Regions from separate parts of the Homo sapiens genome. Here regions 1 and 3 are each linked to region 2. The links are chromatin contacts, found by Hi-C or POLR2A ChIA-PET in ENCODE. All regions are on one chromosome and are shown on one strand. Each heading gives the region's core, a stretch centred on a gene start or an enhancer-like site at or near the end of the contact. The rest is flanking DNA. Distances are from core to core; before and after follow the strand shown. Region 1 holds the start of ATP5F1A (ATP synthase F1 subunit alpha). Region 2 overlaps SMAD7 (SMAD family member 7). Region 3 holds the start of MEX3C (mex-3 RNA binding family member C).

Region 1 (4,986 bases), core at 199-2,698, 2.8 Mb after region 2:
AAACGGTGAAAAGCGGGCCCAGCGCAGAGGCTGAGGAGGAAGGATCACTTGAAGCCAGGAGTTCGAGACCAGCCTGGGCAACATAGAGAGACCTCCCCCCACGCCCTGCCCACCACCGCCGTCTTTACAAAAAAATTAGCCAGGCATGGTGGTGGGACCACAGGGGCACAGGCTGAGGTCAGAGGATTGCTCCAGCCCAGGAGTTCCAGGCTGCAATGAATGGTGATAAACCCACTGCACTCTTTCCTGGGCAACAGAGTGAGACCCTGTCTTAAATAAAATAAAATAAATAAATAAAAAAAAAAGAAAAGTGAAGGCAACGTTAATAAGTGTCCACTATGACATAATAATAACCAGCATCACACACACACACAAATCTTGCATATATCACAAAAATCTCAGTATGGTAATTCTGTGGAGAAAAAAAAAAAGCCCATCCAGGTAAGCATAGAAAGTGTTTTTTCATCATCTCCCTTTGACTCCAAATGAAGAAGCAGAGTTCCCAATAGCATGAACTAGATGTTGGCAGAGGAAAAAGCGAGTCCTCGTCCTATCCTGGTGTAAACTTCTGATTCTGGACAATTCTCAGTAGGATTGGCAATGACTCTTCTAGGCCTCCTTGTGATTGTTGATATATTTTTTTTAATTTAAAGTTCCGGAATACATGTCCAGGACGTGCAGGTTTGTTACACAGGTAAATGTGTGCCATGGTGGTTTGCTGTAACTATCATCCCATCACCTAGGTATTAAGCTCCGCATGTATTAGCTATTTATCTTGATGCTCCCCTCCCCCGGTTATCAGGATTTTTAAACAGTTTGCTCTAATTCACTGACAGGATTCTTTTAGAATGAATCTAAAAAAGCTGGGAATCTTTAACCTGAGCGCAGATCGGATCACGTGGAACGGTGCTGGTGTTTGTTAAAAATTCAGATTGCCCCGAATTTTCGACTCAGAGGGTCTGAAGTGGGGCTAAGATCTGCAGATTAACGGGCTCCGTGGGAGGCTCCCTGCTGGTGGCCAGTCCCGGGGTTTAGCTGTTCACTGTTGCTACTCGTGCTAAACCACGGTCTAACACTACCGACACTATTAATCGCCCTGGTCCTCAAGACAGCCGCGACCCCAGACGGGTGAGGCCCTCATCCTCTAGCACCAGATGGGGCCTGGGAACTGCTGCTTAGCAGATTCAGCTACCCACGTGGTCACCCGGGGCAACCACAAGGTCGACTCAAAAGACCAAAATAAATGTATAACGAATGCCAGGACCAAAGCCGGAATATATCTAATCATTCATTTTGAGGTTTAAACTTAAAAATGTTACATAAAAAAATAAGTAACCTGCCAAAAAATGCAGAGTGGCGGCGGGGGCGGGGGGAGAGGTGGTGAACGCGAGGGGCAGTACTTCCGGGTCAGGTGGGCCGGCTGTCTTGACCTTCTTTGCGGCTCGGCCATTTTGTCCCAGTCAGTCCGGAGGCTGCGGCTGCAGAAGTACCGCCTGCGGAGTAACTGCAAAGATGCTGTCCGTGCGCGTTGCTGCGGCCGTGGTCCGCGCCCTTCCTCGGCGGGCCGGACTGGTGAGCACCGAAGGCCGGCATGATGCAGGCGGCCGGGTGGGGCTGCAGGGTGGTGGTGCGCCGGCTCGGGCGCTCTCTGCAGGAGGGCGAGGGGCTGTGGCGAATGCCGCCATCTTGCACCCGTGGCTTCTCCGGCTGGACAGAGCAGGCGACACAGGTGCCCTTTTGCTCGTCACCTGCGCAGAGGCAGAATGGTACAGGGCAGACAGTTAACTCGATGGTGTCCAGAGACAGGGCCTCAAGATTCCTGTCTTCGGCTGACAGCGGCCCTAGAAGGGGGATCTTGGGTGAAGGTCAGGGCTTGGGCGCTAGCTCTCCGAGGCCTGTTCTGAATCGGTGAGGTTCCTCTCTTTCGATTCTTAGGGTCGCGTCCCGCTGAAGGTCAGAAAACTGCTGTCAGCTCTTGTTGAAGCTAGTCAGTGGAGTCTGACATTGTGTGAAGGTCAGCAGGCCCAGCATTTCACCTCTGCCTGGAGCTCAGTTTAGAGGAAAGGAATAAATGAAGGTGGTTTTTGGAATACTTACGTAGGCTTTCTCTTAGTGCTGAATACGAAACGACCGTGAAAACGTCCTGCAGGTGCAAAGAACCATTTCATGTGGCCAGCACTGTGACAACAGTGAAGCTGGTTTCTAAATTGTCTCTCCGGCAGAGTGTGTGCTTTGTGGCACTTGGACGTGTTTAAAGAATTTGTCCTTGAGTTTTCCACCTGGTTTTGAGTAATTTTTAGTGATGGAGAATTCAAGTAAAAGAGAACAAGGTTGGAAAATGGCTGTAAGGATTAATACCCTTCGTTATTTGTTTCCCTTGAAATTAACATGATTTCAGTGTAAACGCATTGACACTGACACTTTTTTTTTGTTCTAAAAGTAATCTCAATTTGAAAGGTGAAATAAACATGTTGGCTGTTTTGCTGCCTTAACAACCGCTGGTAGCATCTTGGGTTTCTGTTAACAAAAAAGCATTTTTAACGGTTTTCATCTAGCTCCTATGGAAGGTAGAGGCTTCAGAATTGACAGTGACCAGTCGCAGTATTACAACTTGAAGGAGAAACTGAAGGAAGTTCCAGGTGGCTGCAGGATTTGTTGAGAGAGTAAAATAAGTCCACATGCCACAACTCTTGGTTTCTAATCTAACTCTAGCATTTATTCAGTTTTTGTTTGCTTGTTTTTTTTTTTTTTTTTTTTTTTTGAGATGGTGTCTCGCTCAGTCGCCCAGGCTGGATTGCAATGGCGTGATCTCCGCCCACTGCAACCACCGCCTCCCAGGATCAAGTGATTCTCCCACCTCAGCCTCCCGAGTAGCTGGGATTACAGGCACCCGCCGTCATGCCCTGCTACTTTTTGTAGTTTTTCGTAGAGACGGGGTTTCACCATGTTGGCTAGGCTGGTCTTGAACTCCTGACGTCAGGTGATCCGCTCGCCTCGGCCTTCTGAAGTGCTGGGATTACAAGCATGAGCCGTCGTGCCCGGCCGCTTGTTGTCGTTGTTGTTGTTGTTGTTTTTAAGTAAAATTGGAACTACTTTGAGTTTTGCCCCTTGTAGGAAGCTGTTTATCTTAGAATTCCTGCAACTCCATTAAAATACATCTAAAGTCAAAATAATAAAAATTGGGTACCTTTAAAGGGAAAGACACTTACATTTTGTTAACAGTTGCTTTTTTTTTTTTTTTTTGAGACGGAGTTTTGCTTTTGTCGCCCAGGCTGGAGTGCAGTGGCGCGATCTTGGCTCACCACAACCTCTGCCTCCCAGGTTCAAGCGATTCTCCTGCCTCAGCTTCCCGAGTAGCTGGGATTACAGGCATGTGCCACCACGCCCAGCTAATTTTGTATTTCTAGTAGAGACGGGGTTTCTCCATGTTGGTCAGGCTGGTCTCCAACTCCCGACCTTAGGTAATCCGCCCGCCTTGGCCTCCCAAAGTGCTGGGATTACAGGCATGAGCCACCGTGCCCTGCCAATAGTTGCTTTTTAAAATACTGACTGCCAGGCCGGGTGCAGTGGCTGACGTCTGTAATTCCAGCACTTTGGGAGGCCAAGGTGGGTGCATCACCTGAAGTCAGGAGTTCGAGATCAACCTGGCCAACATGGCGAAACCCTGTCTCTACTAAAAATAAAAAAATTAGCCGGGCATGGTGGTGGTCGCCTGTAGTCCCAGCTACTCAGGAGGCCGAGGCATGAGAATCGCTTGAACCTGGGAGGTGAAGGTTGCAATGAGCCAAGATCGTGCCCCTGCACTCCAGCTTGGGTGACAGAATGAGACTCCGTCTCAGAAGGAAAAAAAAAATGTGTGTGTATATATATATTTACTGCCCAGTAAATATATATTTATTTACTGCCCAGTCTGGGCAATATGATGAAATCCTGTCTCTATAAAAAAAATAAGTACAAAAATTAGCCTGGCCAGGTGGCGCACTCCTGTGATCCCACCTACTGGGGAGGCTGAGGTGGGAGGATCACCTGAGCCCAGGAAGTCGAGGCTGTAGTGAGCCGTGATTGAGCCACTGCACTCCGACCTGGGTGACAAGAGTGAGACCCTGTCCCAAAAAAGAAAAAAAAATAAGCCGGGTGCGGTGCTCACGCCTATAGTTCTAGCACTTTGGGAGGCCAAGGCGGGTGGATCACTTGAGGTCAGGAGTTCGAGACCAGCCTGGCCAGCATGGTGAAACCCCGTCTCTACTAAAAATATAAAAAATTAACCTGGTGGAGGTGGCGCACCCCTGTAGTCCCAGCTACTCGGGAGGCTGAGAATCGCTTGAGACTAGGAGGTGGAGGATGCAGTGAGCCGTCTCAAAAAAACAATAATAATAAAGTACAGACTGCATTTTAAAAATATGCGAGTGTTTACTGTGTACTAGGAGCTGTATAAAAGGTTTTCACATATATCAAAAGCTACTTTCCCATTTGACATTTTAAACAAAATGCTTTATATGTAATTAGCATTTTCACCAGTACTTTGATCACACTAAGCTGGCATTTGTTTAAGCTTGTAAGTTTTATAAAGGCTTTGTTAAAAATCAAATTTTTAAGAATACTTTTGCACTAGGTCTCCAGAAATGCTTTGGGTTCATCTTTCATTGCTGCAAGGAACTTCCATGCCTCTAACACTCATCTTCAAAAGACTGGTAAGTTATTATTTCTCAGTCTACGCCGCACTTACTAGATGAAGATATAAATTACATACATCGTATAACTGTGGTGAGTTGTTTTTCATTTGTTAGTTTTTTCTCTAGTTTGTATAGACTCTCAGGTTCTTAAACCATATTGTTACCATTTAGCCCTGTCATGGTTCTCTTGTTATAGTCAAATGAACTACTGTTACATATTTTTCTTTTGATATTAGTATGGCTTCTTTGTTCTGGTAATGGCCCTTGGGTAGAAACAGAAAGAACATACACTAGGTAATGGAATCTTTGTGAC
Region 2 (4,780 bases), core at 1,072-3,571:
ATAAAACCCCTTTTGTCCTGGAAAGAATGAGGCAGTCCGGCAGGGGTTAAATACAGGGTGACAGCATTTAAAATCTCTGGAGCAAATTTGGGCTGCTCTGCCGGCCAGACAAGATGGTCTGCTGCCGCCTCACGCATCCTGTCCCCAGGCTGAACTGGGCCAGCAAAGGGAGAGGGCCAGGTGAAGGCCAGGCTTTGGGTGGTGTCACTTTTGGTGACACTGTAGCATGCTGATTGCCCCTCACTTCCTACACACACACACACACACACACACACACACACACACACACACATGCCTTTACTTAGCAAAGCCTGACTGTAGCTGCGTAGACTTGTACACCTATGGGACCTCCGTGGCAAGCTCAGAGCCGGTGGAGCAGTGAAAAGGGAGGAAATGCCGAAGAATTCATGATCAAGTTTGGCTTCCTTTGCTTCTTTTTAAAATTTTTTAATGTTTTAATTTTTTTTTTTTTTAATTCGAGATGGAGTTTTGCTCTGTCGCCCAGGCTGGAGTGCAATGGCAGGATCTCGAGTCACTGCAACCTCTGCCTCCTGGATTCAAGGGACTCTCCTGCCTCAGCCTCTGAGTAGTTGGATTGCAGGCGTGCACCACCACGCCCGGCTAATTTGTGTACTTTTTTGTAGAGAGAGGGTTTTGCCATGTTGGTCAGGCTGGTCTTGAACTCCTGACCTCAGGTGATCCGCCCGCCTTGGCCTCCCAAAGTGCTGGGATTCCAGGCATGAGCCACTGCGCCCGGCCTCTTTGCTCCTTTATTATTGTTGTTACTGTGTCATAATTCCTTGCAGAATTATGATGGCCAGGCTGGTCTTTACTTCCTTCGGTCCAGGCCTTGAACTCGGAGCAGCACTCTCAAAGCAGTTGTCTTCACCTGGCAGAAGAAAAAAAAGGTGTAAAGTGCTGGTTCCTGGACTTGCTCGCACACTAAAATCCCTCGGGATTCAGCTTCCCAGATAACTTTCTTGCTTCTTTGTAGAGACATTTGAGAGAAAACTATTATTAACTATACATGGTCCACTGTTTTGCTTTGCTGTCATGAATGGGATTGTAAAAGGGACCCATGGGACCGGGTTTCCTTTTGGGACGATGAAAATGTTCTGGAACTGTAGAGTGGTGATGGTTGCACAGTTCACCGAATGTATTCAATGCCATTGGTGGCACATTTTAAGTTATGTGTATTTTACCACAAGTTTGACCAAAAAATGGCCAGCGGTAGGTTTTAAATACATGTAGATACTTGGATAATCTATAAGGAACAGTGATTGTGGAGAGTAAAATTGGAGAGACTTCTGTTAGTTGCCTAGGACCTGATGATGGTAGACACTTGTTTTGGTGGCAGCCCTGAGGTCACATGGGAAGTACATTGATGGACCAGGGAGCAAGGCTGGTAGCCTGCCTGGGATCTCGTGTGTGTGTGTGTGGTGTGTGTGTGTGTGTGTGTGTGTGTGTGTGTGTGTGTGTTTTGAGATGGAGTCTCACTCTGTCACCCTGGCTGGAGGGCAGTGGCGTGATCTCGGCTCACTACAACCTCCACCTCCTGGGTTCAAGCCATTCTCATGCGTCAGTATCCCTAGCAGCTGGGATTACAGGCGTGCCACACCATGCCTGGCTAATTTTTTTCTAGTAGAAAGGGCGTTTCACCATGTTGGCCAGACTGGTCTCGAACTCCTAACCTCAAGTGATCCTCCCGACTTAGCCTCCCAAAGTGCTGGGATTATAGGCGTGTACCACCACGCCTGGCCTTCTGCTGTGTGTTACCTGAGCAAGCAGACACATCTGTGCTGATCCTTCGACCTTCCTTTTTTCTTCGTGGGTTCCAGAAATGAGAGACAGGAAAGTTCCCTCTGGTTTGATTCCCGGCCTGACTTTTCTGCTGGGGGAAGTGAATATGCTTGTTCTCACTCTGCGGGGTCCCCCTGGCCTGCCCATCCCAGTGACTGCGAACCAGGATGGTGCCAGGGTTGGCTCCAAAAGCTGGTGATCCAGACCCTTCCTGGGCCCCTGGAGACCCCAGTCCCTGTGATGTCCTTGCCCAAGTTCTAGGGCTGCAGTGGCCGTAGGTGACTGGCCCGGGCACCCTCCCTTTGCGGGAGCCTCGTGAAAGGATACTGTAAGCACAGCCACAGGGAGGTCACCACTGGCCCTACCACCTCTCGCTCGGTATTGAATGGCTAGCCCCAAGCCTGGCTGCCTGCCTACTGTCACACAGAGGCTTCCTCTCCGGGCTATTTTCAGCGGGAAGATATTATTAACTGCTGAGGCACAGTTCTCAATTTAGTGGTTAACACACCAAGAAAGCAACACTCACCTGATCCCGGCCACTCTACCTAAACCTGTTGGCTCACTTGGGGGACTCGGCTGCCCCCCAGCCTCTCTGTTTCTCTCTGTGGGTTCACCTGGGAGATGTGGGCTTCCACTCCCGTGGAAGGTGCCCCGTGGATTCAGTATCTGCTAGAGAGAGAACCAGGCTTCTTACGAAGCCAACTCTTAAAAGGTGTAGAAAATGATCGTATTTATACTCTAAGATGGGGACATTTTTTGATAGGGGTGGGCACTGGCTGGGAAAAGGGACTTTCAGCGGTGTTGAGGACAGTTATTTAAAACAGGGTGATAACTTTCACCTTGTAAGTTAACAGGAAATATTGGGACAAGACAGGAAATTGCATCATCTTTTTTTTTGAGAATAACTCCAGAGAAAAGTGGTTCGTGAAAGGTAGTGGCTGAGAAACGGCTAGCCTGTTTTCTGTTTTGTGTTTTTTTTTTCTTCCCTTCCACTCCCACGAGAACATGTAGGCCATTTTCTTTAAGAAAGAGGCTGTTTGAGAACTTTATGTTATTTTTATTATTTAAAAAAATATTTTACCAGAAGGGTCACCTTCAGTTGAAATGTTAACTGCCGCCTTATTTCCCATTTTACTAAAGAATCTTTCATGACTTTTTCAGCTTCCTTCCCCAAATGGTAAGGCCAAGCAGCTCTTGGCTGGAAGCTAATTTTGGTTTGGCTGGGGAGTCCTCAACACTGAGCCCCACCCAGTGTCATTAGCTCAGTTTTAACTTGCAAAAAAAAGATTGTATTTTTTTTTTTGATGGGGGGTACGTAAGAATTTACTCACGCCTTTAGCCTTTTTACCCACCCCCGGTACTGCCTTCCCCTAACAGAGGCACCTGGCACTTAGCCGCCGGGAACTCAGGGCTGCCTTCGTGTTTTCAAGCCACCGTGTCCCCCTCATCCTGCAGGAGTTCTGTAACTTTCCTGAGACTATTTCTAGGGTGCTAGTGAGGAGTGGAGGGGAAATGGGTCTCGGAGCTGCCCTGGTACAGCTGTGTCCAGTAACGGTGCTGTGCTTTGGAGGAAGGAGTGATATGGTTCACCTAGAAGCATCTCCCAGAGAGGGGGCTTATCACAGCCCTACAGTGGTGCAGATAAGGTCCAGTTCCATTTTTTGTCTCTGGGTTTCTAAATCCCCTCTTTGTTGATGTCATTGTTCTAATGACACAGGGCATGGGACAGTGCCCCGGCCCGTGCTGCCAAGGAGCCGTCTTTAGGACAGAGACCAGAAAGAAAGAGACCTGTGTGTGTGGCTGGCCCGCTCTCCACTCACGCTCACCCCCACCCTCCCAGCTTTTTCCTTAGCGTGCTTTGTTTTGTTTTCATAACACAACAAGGGCCCTGGGGTGTGTAAAAGCATTGTTGAACACTTGGTGAGGGCAACTTGTCCAAACAGAGCAGGACGCCAAAGCAGAATGCTGTGGGCAGGTGGTGTGCCCACAGAGGTTGGTGGGCCGGCGCCGGCCTTGGAAACACCTCTCAGTGGCATATGCCGCGGCGGCTGAGTGTGACCTAGCGCAGAACAGGGCTTCCCTCTTGTGTCCTCCGTGGGGAGTCCAGGAGAGGGACTTGGTCCTTCTGGCTGACTCCGTGCTTGGAAGGTGTGCTCCCCTCTCAGGTGGGTTCACATGTGCCTCCCTCTGCCGGGTGTGAAGCTAGGTGGGCCCGCTGCTTTGGAAGAAGCCAGTGTGTCCCTGTGGTTTGTTTATGGAGCAAATATGTATTGACACCTATTATGTGCCAGGCTGTGTGCTGTGCAGAGGACCAGTTCCTGGGCTGGGTTAGAATTAAGAATTGGCAGTTGGAATGGCTTGTCCGAAGGTGATGTTGAATCCATGGGGATGGAGCCGGCGGGAGGGGGGATTGACTAGGAGTTGCCTCTACCTGGAGGCAGGCAGGGGCAGCTTCTGTAGGACAGAGGAGCCTGGTCCCTCCATGAAGCCAGGCCATAGGTGGGGGAGGTGCAGGGTGGGCCCCCTGGGATGGGCCTAGCTCTTGAGTCATCCACTTCTACTTCTGCTTTGGTTGTGTGGTCTGTTGAGAATTGAGATAAAGCAAAGCTTGTGGATAAACAGAGGTAGGTCTCCCGGGTTTTGGTTCCAGCCCGCCTCCCCACCCCGCTTCTTGCTGATTGTAAGATGACAGCAGGAAGAACAGGAGCTGTGGTTATAATCCACCCTCCAGACCCTGGTAGTACCTGGGGCACAGCACAGAGTGGAAGTGACCAGCCTAGCGCCAGGCTCCTCAGTGGACCACGGCCAAGGGGTGGGGAAACATCTGGAAAGACAGTATCTAATGTCTTGACAGCCAGAGGAGAAGTGGGATGTTTTCAAAGCCCAGGAGTGACTTTCCCTTTGTAACTCCAGAGGACTTGATTCGCAACGAAGACCATCTGGGGGATGAAGGAAATTCTTGCTTTTTAATTTTAAATCT
Region 3 (4,738 bases), core at 805-3,304, 2.3 Mb before region 2:
AGAACTGTAAACATTATCAGTAATTTTATATGGCTTACATGTTGAAATACTATTTTGGACATATTGAACTAAGTGTATTTATTAAAACTATGTTTCTTCTTGCTTTAAAGGGGTCATTTAGAAATTTTAAAATTACATTGTTACATTGTATCTGTAGGTATAGGACCAAGCTGCTGGCTAAGATTAACCTGGCAGGACTTAGTACTAAAGGGATAGACGGGCTAGTCACAGCCTAAGACAGAGGAAAGTTAAGAAGCATAATTTTTAACAAGCCATTTAAAAATACCCCCTAGAGGCCAGGCGCGGTGGCTCACGCCTGTGATCCCAGCACTTTGAGAGGCCCAGGTGGAAGGATCGCTTGAGCCCAGGAGTTTGAGACCAGCCTGGGCAACAGGGTAAGAACCCAGTCTCTACAAAAGATAAACAAAATTAGCCACGTGTGGTGATGCGCGCCGGGCGTGGTGATGCACTGGGGAGGCTGAGGCGGGATGATCACTTGAGCCTAGGAGGTCAAGGCAGCAGTGAGCTGTGATCATGTCACTGCACTCCAGCCTAGGCGACAGAGTGAGACTCTTGTCTCAACAAAAACAGAAATAATAACCTCTAGAAAAGATAGCCACTGCGTGAGATCACCTGAGCAATACTGTGGGAAGAGTGTCTAGGGAGGAGGAAACGGGGATTCATTTTCTTAAAAAGCACCAAAGAGCTGGGCGAGGTGGCTCACGCCTGTAATGCCAGCACTTTGGGAGGGCGAGGCGGGCGTATCACTTGAGGTCAGGAGTTCGAGACCAGCCTGGCCAACATGGTGAAACCCCGTCTCTACTAAAAATACAAAAGTTAGCTGGGCGTGGTGGCACGTGCCTGTAATCCCAGCTACTCGGGAGGCTGAGACAGGAGAAACTCTTTTTTTTTTTTTTTTTTTTTTGAGACGCAGTTTCGCTCTGTCGCCCAGGCTGGAGTGCAGTGGCATGATCTTGGCTCACTGCAACCTCCACCTCCCGGGTTCAAGCGATTCTCCTGCCTCCGCCTCCCGAGTAGTTGGGATTACAGGCGTGCGCCACCATGCCCGGCTAATTTCTGTATTTTTAGTAGAGACGGGGTTTCACCATGTTGATCAGGCTGGTCTCGAACTCCTGACCTGACCTCGTGATCCGCCCGCCTGAGCCTCTCAAAGTGCTGGCATTACAGGCGTGAGCCACTGCAAGGGGAAGCTCTTGAGCCCGGGAGGCGGAGGTTGCAGTGAGCCAAGATCGCACCACTGCACTCCAGCCTGGGCGACAGAGCTGGACTCCGTTTAAAAAAAAAAAACAAAAAACCCCGAAGAGCTAAACTTCAGCACCTCCAGGCTGCTGATGTAACCATCCTGCCGGCAGAGAAGCCGGGCCAGCGGGGCGTGGGAGGAGCATTCCCGAGTCCGAGAGGGAAGGCCCGGGAGCCACGCGGCTCAGGAAACCGCCCCCGCGAGGGGATAGGAGGATACTGCGTGGCCCCTCCTTCCGTGACTCTTCTTAAGGCCCTTCCTCTGAAGGGGGCGATCTCTTCCTCAACCCAAGGAAACAATGCTCTCGAACCTATGCCTGCAGCTCTGCTCCAGGCCGCTCACACAGTGCCTTCCCTAAAAGAACTCAGCCACATGGGCTACAGGGATGAAGGGTTGGGGGGAAACAAATCCAGGTGTGCGCTTCGACCGCACGCGCCTGCGCCAAAACCCCGCTTGGCCCTTAGTTTCAGCCTCTGCTGCAGCGCCTTCGTCCGCCTCCTTTTTCCCGCCCCCGCCGGGGACGTCACAAAGAGTGACGTGTAAAGTGAACAATCACAGTCCCTCTCCGCGCGTGCCGGGAGGAATGAGAGGGAGGTGGGCGGGGAGAGGACGGAAGGAGTAGGCTTCGGGAACTGGCTGGTCCCGGTCACCCAATCAGAGAGCTCTGGGGAGGGGAGGGGCGGGGCCCGAAGGAGGGTGGGGGGTGGGGCTGGGGAAAGGAGTTGGAAGGCTGCGGGAGGAGAAGGCGGGCTCCCAGAGATTAAAAGCACCCAATCAGAGCGCGCCGGCTTCATTCGGAGAGCGGCGTGGGGCGTAGCCGCCGCCGCCGCGCGCGCCGGGGGCTGGTTAAGGCCATGAAACAAAAGAAACACTGAGAGGGGAGCCGCTGCCACCTCCACCAGCCCGCCCCGCCGCCGTCCCCACCCACCCACCTAGTTACCTACCTCTGCCTCCTTCCCCTGCCCCTCCACCCCGCCCTCTCCGGTCTCCGGGCGGCCCTGGCGCTCCTCGGCCCGGGTCCCCAGCCCCGCCGCCTCCCCAGAGGAAAGGTGTTTGCGAGCTGAGCAGGGCCCTGGCCCTGTCCGCCATGGGGCTCGCCGCCTGCCGCGCCTGACCCGGCCGCCGCCGCCGCCATTGACAGCGCGCCGCCGCGATGCCCAGCGGCAGCTCCGCGGCCCTGGCCCTGGCGGCGGCCCCGGCCCCCCTGCCGCAGCCGCCCCCGCCGCCGCCGCCGCCACCGCCGCCTCTGCCGCCGCCCTCGGGCGGCCCGGAGCTCGAGGGGGACGGGCTCCTGCTGAGGGAGCGCTTGGCCGCGCTAGGCCTCGACGACCCCAGCCCGGCGGAGCCCGGCGCCCCGGCGCTTCGGGCCCCGGCAGCGGCGGCGCAGGGCCAGGCCCGGCGGGCGGCGGAGCTGTCTCCAGAGGAGCGGGCTCCGCCCGGCCGGCCCGGGGCCCCGGAGGCGGCCGAGCTGGAGCTGGAAGAGGACGAGGAGGAGGGGGAGGAAGCGGAGCTGGACGGAGACCTGCTGGAGGAGGAGGAGCTGGAGGAAGCAGAGGAGGAGGACCGGTCGTCGCTGCTGCTGCTGTCGCCGCCCGCGGCCACCGCCTCTCAGACCCAGCAGATCCCGGGCGGGTCCCTGGGGTCTGTGCTGCTGCCAGCCGCCAGGTTCGATGCCCGGGAGGCGGCGGCCGCGGCGGCGGCGGCGGGGGTGCTGTACGGAGGGGACGATGCCCAGGGCATGATGGCGGCGATGCTGTCCCACGCCTACGGCCCCGGCGGTTGTGGGGCGGCGGCGGCCGCCCTGAACGGGGAGCAGGCGGCCCTGCTCCGGAGAAAGAGCGTCAACACCACCGAGTGCGTCCCGGTGCCCAGCTCCGAGCACGTCGCCGAGATCGTCGGCCGCCAGGGTGAGTGCAGGGGTGGGGAGGTCCAGCTGGGCATGGCCCCGGGCGTGGGTGGGGAGACGAGAGAAAGGAGCGTGGGACGGAAAAGGCGAACCCGGCGAGGCCCCCAAGTCCACCGCGAAGGGGTCTGGGAGGAGCCGAGGGTCGACCAGATGTGAAGATGGGTCACCTTGCGAAAACCCACGCTTTTCCGCCCGTCTTGCCTGGTAAAAAGTGTGAAGTTTCTCGGGCGACCCAGTCCGGTGGTGTTCACGTTACTTGGGCTGTATTCGTGGAACACCAGGCTGGCGTGGCACCAGAAACCTCAGTGAGGTGGTAAAAGGTCGGGCTCGAGGAGTTGTGGGTTCGCTGTTGGGTACGGAAAGCTTCGAGATTGCAAGTTTGCGCCGCCGAGTGTCTTCTAAAAGCGTTCAGCCTCCCTTACAAGAACTTGTTCAGATGGAGAAAAGAACAGAAATGGAGGCCTGTAGACAGAGCTCACTGGGGAGGGAAGGGGTGTTCAAATGGTCGGTATCACCGCCATCCCCTGCCCCTCCGCTGTTGAGAAACTTAGCTTTGGAAAAGCAGCCCAACTCACTGCCGCCTATCTTAACTGTATTTCTCTCGGTACGTTTCAACTCTCGGAAAGACACACTGACACACTGGCTGTCTTTTAAAACTGTTCAGTGTGCAGGATGAAGAAAAAATGGACACTAAGGTAATTAAGAAACTTCATCGGTTTATACAGTTTTCAGTTAATTCTCCTCTTCACTTGCCAGCACACCAGTACTGCAGACAGACTCCTCCCACATTGTTCAGACAAAGGACCTGTGTCTCAGATTCCAGGAGTAGATTTGTGAAGGTGGGGGAAGGGGATGCCTGGGGTACCTCTGTATCCGACATTTTTAGGGAAGGTCCTAAGTTCTTTATGGTAGCATTTCCCCTTTATGAAAGGGGCAGATGTTACCTGCTGCCACCGCATGACAATGTGGTTTAGCCTGGTTGTTGCATGCCTCTTTACTGTTAGGTTGAGAGCATTGTTGGGGTCAAATAAAGAGAGATGATGGCGCTGCCGCTTAAATGATCTCATCTTTCCCAGGTGGTCTAAAGTACACATAAATAAGAGCTCTGTCGAAATGGTGGTTTCACATATCAGACTTGGCTTATTTCTTTCCTATCTGTAGGATTTTAATAAAAACTCATCTGAAATCTGGATAAAGGAGATAGCTTAGTTCAGACTGCCTGATGATTGGCACTTACAGACACTGTTCAAAGCTGGACCTTTCAATTGAAAGGTAGCTTATGCTTGTCGTTCTTCTGGTTAATGAGTTTCAGATTCCTGGATTGTTTGGTTTTGGCGATACTTAGAGTAATAATCCAGGAGAAAACTTTTGTTTACATGGGATAAAATTACAACATCTCAATTTGGATCAGAATGAGTTGACCATTCATGTAAGAACACTGAGGAATCGCTATGTACCAAGCTTGTATTTTGCCAGGTTTTGAGTTTGTGGTATTGAGAATGTGAAGTTAATTCAGACTTTCTGCCCTTAAGAAGATAACAGTCTAATAAACAGTAGAATGGCACTAACTA

Evidence for each region. Hi-C counts contacts between places; a loop is a spot of excess contacts on that map. ChIA-PET counts read pairs that join two places held with the same protein, here RNA polymerase II (POLR2A). Pooled maps may share reads with other maps.
Region 1: a pooled map shows a loop between it and region 2 (7-fold over the local background). The contact joins the promoter of ATP5F1A here to the enhancer-like site in region 2. A Hi-C loop is called at or near these places in 4 of 50 pooled maps. POLR2A ChIA-PET finds 5 or more read pairs at or near these places in 2 of 52 experiments (WTC11 and activated T-cell).
Region 3: a loop to region 2 is called in a map with no recorded cell type, with 7 times the contacts of the local background. The contact joins the promoter of MEX3C here to the enhancer-like site in region 2. A Hi-C loop is called at or near these places in 1 of 168 maps with a recorded cell type or tissue (naive thymus-derived CD4-positive, alpha-beta T cell), 1 of 37 single-sample maps with no recorded cell type and 9 of 50 pooled maps.

What each region holds. Positions count from the first base shown.
Region 1 is chr18:46,094,758-46,099,743 of GRCh38, reverse strand. ATP5F1A (ATP synthase F1 subunit alpha) reads left to right here and starts at 1,448. Exons shown (of 12, transcript NM_004046.6): 1 at 1,448-1,572; 2 at 4,613-4,691. The coding sequence starts at 1,513. RefSeq lists enhancers at 1,783-1,932, 849-2,048, 2,023-2,082.
Region 2 is chr18:48,932,777-48,937,556 of GRCh38, reverse strand. The region is part of intron 3 of SMAD7 (SMAD family member 7); the gene reads left to right. Among named protein-coding and RNA genes, the nearest start is that of SMAD7, 16 kb to the left of the region's middle. RefSeq lists enhancers at 2,310-2,379, 3,821-4,706. Within about 2 kb of position 2,321, at least 24 of the 41 ENCODE cell types and tissues checked have a DNase peak (open chromatin) inside an H3K27ac peak, as active enhancers do.
Region 3 is chr18:51,194,997-51,199,734 of GRCh38, reverse strand. MEX3C (mex-3 RNA binding family member C) reads left to right here and starts at 2,054. Exons shown (of 2, transcript NM_016626.5): 1 at 2,054-3,168. The coding sequence starts at 2,415. RefSeq lists enhancers at 1,541-1,630, 3,751-3,800, 3,429-4,050 and silencers at 1,831-2,360, 2,381-2,490, 2,631-2,710, 2,971-3,020, 3,041-3,090.